2 separate regions of the Homo sapiens genome follow, and region 1 is linked to region 2. Evidence: chromatin loops called from intact Hi-C (ENCODE). Cell type or tissue: OCI-LY7. All regions are shown on one strand. Links, peaks and the distances in the headings refer to the core of each region. The heading gives the core; the rest is flanking DNA.

What was found. Peaks named below come from ENCODE experiments on the same cell type or tissue, not always from the same donor. Only the 100,000 strongest peaks of a DNase experiment are listed, where the experiment ranks them.
Region 1: it touches region 2 in a loop (5-fold over the local background); 2 of 110 quality-filtered maps call a loop at or near these places.

Annotation. Positions count from the first base shown.
Region 1 is chr1:101,406,165-101,409,092 of GRCh38, forward strand. No RefSeq gene overlaps it. Among named protein-coding and RNA genes, the nearest start is that of LINC01307, 84 kb to the left of the region's middle. In OCI-LY7, for the core only: no CTCF peak of the experiment used is centred there; a DNase peak (open chromatin) is centred at 1,787; H3K4me3 peaks cover 938 bases; H3K27ac peaks cover 1,736 bases.
Region 2 is chr1:101,246,730-101,249,657 of GRCh38, forward strand. No RefSeq gene overlaps it. Among named protein-coding and RNA genes, the nearest start is that of S1PR1, 11 kb to the left of the region's middle. RefSeq lists an enhancer at 1,042-1,261. In OCI-LY7, for the core only: no CTCF peak of the experiment used is centred there; a DNase peak (open chromatin) is centred at 1,362; H3K4me3 peaks cover 950 bases; H3K27ac peaks cover 2,102 bases.

The DNA.
Region 1 (2,928 bases), core at 280-2,779, 160 kb after region 2:
ATCACGTTACTCAAGTTTTCTATTCTGGTCCTTCTCATTGTTTCATTTCATCCCCCTTTATCTCTGGATCAAATTGAAGCTGCTGATTAAATTATTTAAACAAAGCTTTGGCCATGTTGTTTTTTGTTTGTCTTCCCTCCTTTTTTCTTTCCCGTTGGCTGTCCGATATGCATGCTCTTCTTTACTATTGGGCACCAAACCGTATTGCTCCTTAATGTATCTCTGGCCACTTTCTCCAGGTAATCTTGATGAAGTTCCTTTAGCCATTTTCACCTCACCAGGACCATCTAGAGGCCAATTTTATGTTCAGCTTAGTCCTGTAATCATACCTTATTCTTTATTTTGGAAGACAGTGCTCCTGTCTGTGATTGTGGCTGAAAGGCTAATGTTCAACATCCAATTCTTGACATTTTCCTGGGTCATCATGCTCCTTCCTTGGGGTTCCAAATGCTGCTCGCTTGTAGCTCTATTTGGAAATCTTTTGATTCTGCATTGAATTGTAATGCAGAATAAAACATAAAAGTTGGTTATTTCTCTACCCTTATTAGATTTTCAAAATTTTGCAAAAAGAAGGGATGGGCACATCTGTGGCATATCAGCACAGTACTGGGGACTAGCAGTAGGTACTTAATAGATATTTGGAATTAAAACAAAACAATCTTTTCCACCATGGAGCCAAGTTTGTCCTGTGATTAAGGACTATTTCTACAATTCAAAGAGCTGTTCTTAAATAGTAAAGCTGTCATCTTGATTCACTGCCAACCCAAGGCCTTGCTCAAAATGAATGATTTTGCTCCGTATTTCTTAAAGTATATTCTCCTACATTGTTAGAATGATAATCACTAAATACTAAATGCTTCAATAAAGTGTATAATGTGCTTCACATATTGAGAATATATTTATAGGAATCTTTATAATTTAGTTGTATAAGTTGGGCAAGTTAACCTCTTTGTGTCTAGGTTTTTTATTGTGTAAAATGGGGATAAGTATTGTGGACAAGCCTCACAAGTCCTTTTTTTTTTTTAAGTAATTTCTGATAGTTCTACCTTTAATTCCACCACTTTCCTCCATTCACCAAAGATTTGTTATAATATTTCTGCTATTTACAGGATTCTCCAGGTTTTTCCTACAGATGGAGACAGTTCCTACAGTAGAAAGTGGTAATTTATGTGTGACGTGACCACTAGCTGGCCTTACCAATGTGTCTTTTTCATGCTTTAACTGTAGTTGGGTCAAAAGTTGGAAAACTGAGGTGATGAAATCTGTCAGAGAAGCATAGAACTATTATTTTGTGGCAATGTTAAGTGATTTTTAAAAACAGATGTTAATTGAGGTCCAAGCAGTAAATTAGTAGTTAAACCTCCCTTAGGTTTTACAAAGAGAGTTCAAGACTGACTTAAGATCCCTGTCCTGGATTAACATGAAGTGAGACTTAAAATTAGATTGCCAAGAAGGTAATGTATCACCAAAGGGTCAGGTGATATATGACCAAAGGGTCAAGGTGAAAAGAGAAGGTGATATATCACCAAAGAGTCAGGGTGCACCTTGTTTGCAGTGATATTTGTTGGGGCAGCTCTTAAAAACGAGCAAAGGTCAAAGTTGTTAATGAAGCTGACCCCACAGGTGTGAAGCTTGTAGGTTTCAGTTCAGTTTTACCCTTCAGAGATCAGTGACAGCCAGCCCTAGAGGCACCATCTGCAGCCCTATGGGAAAGAGGTCTGATTTAGAACATGTGGGAAAGGAAGAAGTACATTTGAATTTGAAAGTTGACTTAATTATATTCTCTGCTTTCAGAGAGCTTCCCCTTTGCACATCTCACCCTTTTTCTTACCCACGCTGCAGAACTATTTTGGCATATGTTTTACCCCAAATGACTGGTTCCTATTTTCAATTCTGTATCTAGTTGAGAGATACAGATGAGGGGTCAGGAAAGTTATTCTATGGTTTGGAGTCTTGCCAGGCTCAGTTGATATCTTTGACAAGAGCAAGGCTACTGCTCATTTCTGATGTCCCTGTCTGGGGAGCTCAAAGTGCTGTGTAGATGTTGTCTCATTCATTTTACCTGAGGCAAGTTGGAGGCATGCATCAGTGTAAAATTTTCTTTAAAGCTTCATTCATATGAGTAAGAAATAGATAAAAGGAAAATACTGCCTATGAGTCAGAAACAGATATATTTAAGAGATGACACTGAAAAAAGCTAAGGTTTTAATAATATTTTTGCCTTATTCTCTTGGGACAGATGAGGAGGATATAATCACAGGGCAGGTTTCACTGAGGAAGTTGTTATAAAGGGCAAGAATATAGTGCAGTGTTTAGTTTAAAGAGGGCAGCTTATAGCTGTATATCCATTCAATATATCCCAGAAGATTGGCGATAAATTTAAGACAATGTCTCCAAGTTGATTGGGCATATATTTCCAGCTTTGCTGCCTCCATTCTTTTGTTATTGGCCAACAAACCTCCTATTTTAATTTTTTATTTTTGGATAGAATTAACTGGAGACACTGTAGAATCTTAAACTTTTATGATGCTGTTTTTTCTGCCACATTATAAAAGTATTAAATTAAGAATCAACAAATGTAAATTACTTTTTGTTCTGCTGCTGTGAACCTTGAGTGGGAGCAATACTAAGCATCTTAGACCTGAGTTCCTTCATGTATAAAATGAGAAGGAGGAACCATATCACCTCTAAGATCCCTTCCAGCTTTGCAGTTTCCAGAAGTAAGAACATGTTCTATTACCTGCCATGAAGAAGAAAACATGGGAGAATATGGGAATCTTCTTTTCTGAAATCTCCTTTGTATGATTTTTCTTTCTCTCTTTTAAAATCATAGCTATAATTTTAAAAATCTCATTTAAAACTCTCTGTGTTTATTGTAGAAAAAAGTTAGAAAATATAAATAAGCAAAAATAATGTAAGAACTATGCA
Region 2 (2,928 bases), core at 124-2,623:
GTCTCACTCTGTCGCTCAGGCTGGAGTGCAGTGATGCGATCTCGGCTCACTGCAACTTCTGCCTCTCAGGTTCAAGCGATTTTCCTGCCTCAGCCTCATGAGTAGCTGAGATTACAGGCGTGTGCCACTACGCCAGGCTAATTTTTCTGTTTTTAGTAGAGACGGGGTTTCACCACGTTGGCCAGGCTGGTCTCGAACTCCTGGGCTCAAGCGACCCACCTGCCTCGGCCTCTCAAAGTGCTGGGATTATAGACGTGCATCACGGCACCCAGCCAAGAAACAGTTCTTTTTTTCCCATGAGTTTGTTCATTGTTGTACACTTCCTCTAATATATTGAGTTCTTTAGCAGTCTAAAATAATTTCATTTAACAAATACAATTAATATTGGCAGCTTTTCATCATTGGCTTTTATTTAATTTATATCTCTAAATTACTTAAAATTAAATAATGAAGAATAAACTCATATTTGGAATGGAGAGAAGTTCCTTGTGTTATTGGGTGGTGTTGTAAATATCAGTATTTGTATTCTATTTTTCAGCATCTAGTCCCCATGTGATCAAGAAGCAACTCCGTAAAATAAAAGCATTCAACATTGTCTTCAGTTTCTATCTCTCCTTAGTTTGTGTTTTTCTTCCTAGATCCCTATTGTGAACTGTGCTAGGTGGAGCTGCTTGGTTTATAATGTGCAGATGAAGTGTACGTTTGAATAAGTCATAGGTGGTGTCCTTATTCAACTTGGATGAAAAGGAAAGGAGAGAAAAATTCACAACTCAAGAGGATAAGCAGACTTATCTACTAGTGAGCCATTGAAAGTCATGTAGAGGACTTGAGAGAGCAGCCTAGGTAGGTCGTTTGTGTGCTGTATGTTCAGTGATTGCTTGAGGCCAGGGAGCTGGGGATAACTCCTTGTGCAGCCCAAGAACTCTGCACTCATCTTATACACCAGCTCTACTGAATCCAAGTTGACCTGCTCACATTTGTGTGCCATTTCTATCAGGAAGTCTCTTGAGAATGCCAATAGCTCAGATACCTGCTCGCCATTACCAGATCTACCCCTCAAAGCATAATGTCTGCTGGTGGGAGGATGAGTAGCTTCAGTGTTTTGTACAAAGGAGAGTATATTTATTTCTAATTTCAGAGTTTCTCTTGCTCCTGTCTAGACACTTCAGAGAAAAACAAATTCAGGTCACCAGTAAAGTTATGTTCTATAATAAGAGAAGACTTGTGCTAAATCACTTGTAAAGACATTAACTATCATCTGCCTGAAAAGTCTTCTCTCACCAAGCTTCTGCAGATCTTTTGAGGTACCAGAAATAGTGGTTAGTTCTCACATGCTGTTCTGCTTCAGCGAGCTTCATGTGGCCACCTGCAGAAATAGTTCTTGGTTTCTCTTCCTTGTCTAGATGCTGGTCAAGGCAGCGTTTAGAAAAACACAGATTTTCATATTCCCATTCACACGTGCAAAGTGAATTAGGGTACCAAAGAATTACCTAGATTATTCAATCTGTAAAATGCTTTGCCTCAATTGACTGAATATTTTATATCAACACTTTTTCCAGCTACATATTTATACTATAATAGGAACCTATTTTTACTATATATACTATTTATACTATAAAAGTAGGAGTTGCAGAATCATAAGAAATTTAGGGCCGGGTGCAGTGGCTCACACCTGTAATCCCAGCACTTTGGGAGGCCGAGATGAGCAGATCACGAGGTCAGCGGTTCGAGACTAGCCTGACCAACTTGGTGAAAACTCATCTTTACTAAAAATACAAAAATTAGCCAGGGGTGGTGGTATGTGCCTGAAATCCCAGCTACTTGGGAGGCTGAGGCAAGAGAATCACTTGAACCCGGGAGGTGGAGGTTGCAGTGAGCCGAGATTGTGCCACTGCACGCCAGCCTGGGCGACAGAGCAAGACTCCATCTCAAAAAAAAAAAAAAAAAAAAGAAATTTAGAAGACACAACCACAAGAGCTTTCTTTCATGTATTTATTAAGGAGACAGGGTCTTGCTCTGTCACCCAGTCTGGAGTACAGTGTCGTGATCCTAGCTCACTGCAGCCTCAAACTAAGCGATCCTCTGGCCTCAGTCTCCTGTGTAGCTGGGACTATAAGGTGCATGCCATGTTGGCTACTTTTTTTTTTTTTTTCCAGTAGAGATGGTTTTGGGGACAGGGGTCTCACCTTGTTGTCCAGACTGGTCTTGAACTGCTGGCTTCAAGCGATCCTCCTGCCTCGCCGCCTAAAATGCTGGGATTACAGGCATGAGCCACCGTGCCCAGCCTTGGACCTTCTAATTGTAAAGAAGCAAAAAGGCCCATATAATATACATAATATACACCATAATATATACATAATATACATCATCTCACTTTATATATCCACTGTATTAATTTTTCTGTTAAAAAAACTATGCTCGTTTAGTGTTTTATGTTGTTTTTTCAAAAAATAGTGATTTTGAATTGTGGGCCTAATTAGCGAAAATTGAAATGTATTAAAATAATATAAACATCTGTAAGGGATTTTGTATCAAATGGAGTCTGCTCTCAGTTCTTTTTTTTTAACTTTTATTATTTTATTTTTAATACAGACAGGGTCTCACTATGTTTTTCAGGCTGGTCTCGAACTCCTGAGCTCAAGCAATACTCCTGCCTAGGCATCCCAAGTGCTAGGATTACAGGCATGAGCCACCATGACCAGCCTCTACTCTCAGTTCATTTTCTAAGAAATTTGATGCAAGCCAGTATTGTTGCTGAACTTCATACCAGCGTGAAGAATATCTGGATTGCAGTGTTCTTTCCTTAAAGGGGTACTGTAGGCACAAGAGTTGTGCCGAGATTTATGTGGTCTTCAGAGATGGAGAAGCGTTTGATTCCTAGAATTATTTGGCATCTTTCTACACTCATCTGGGTTTTCTCTTAGATTT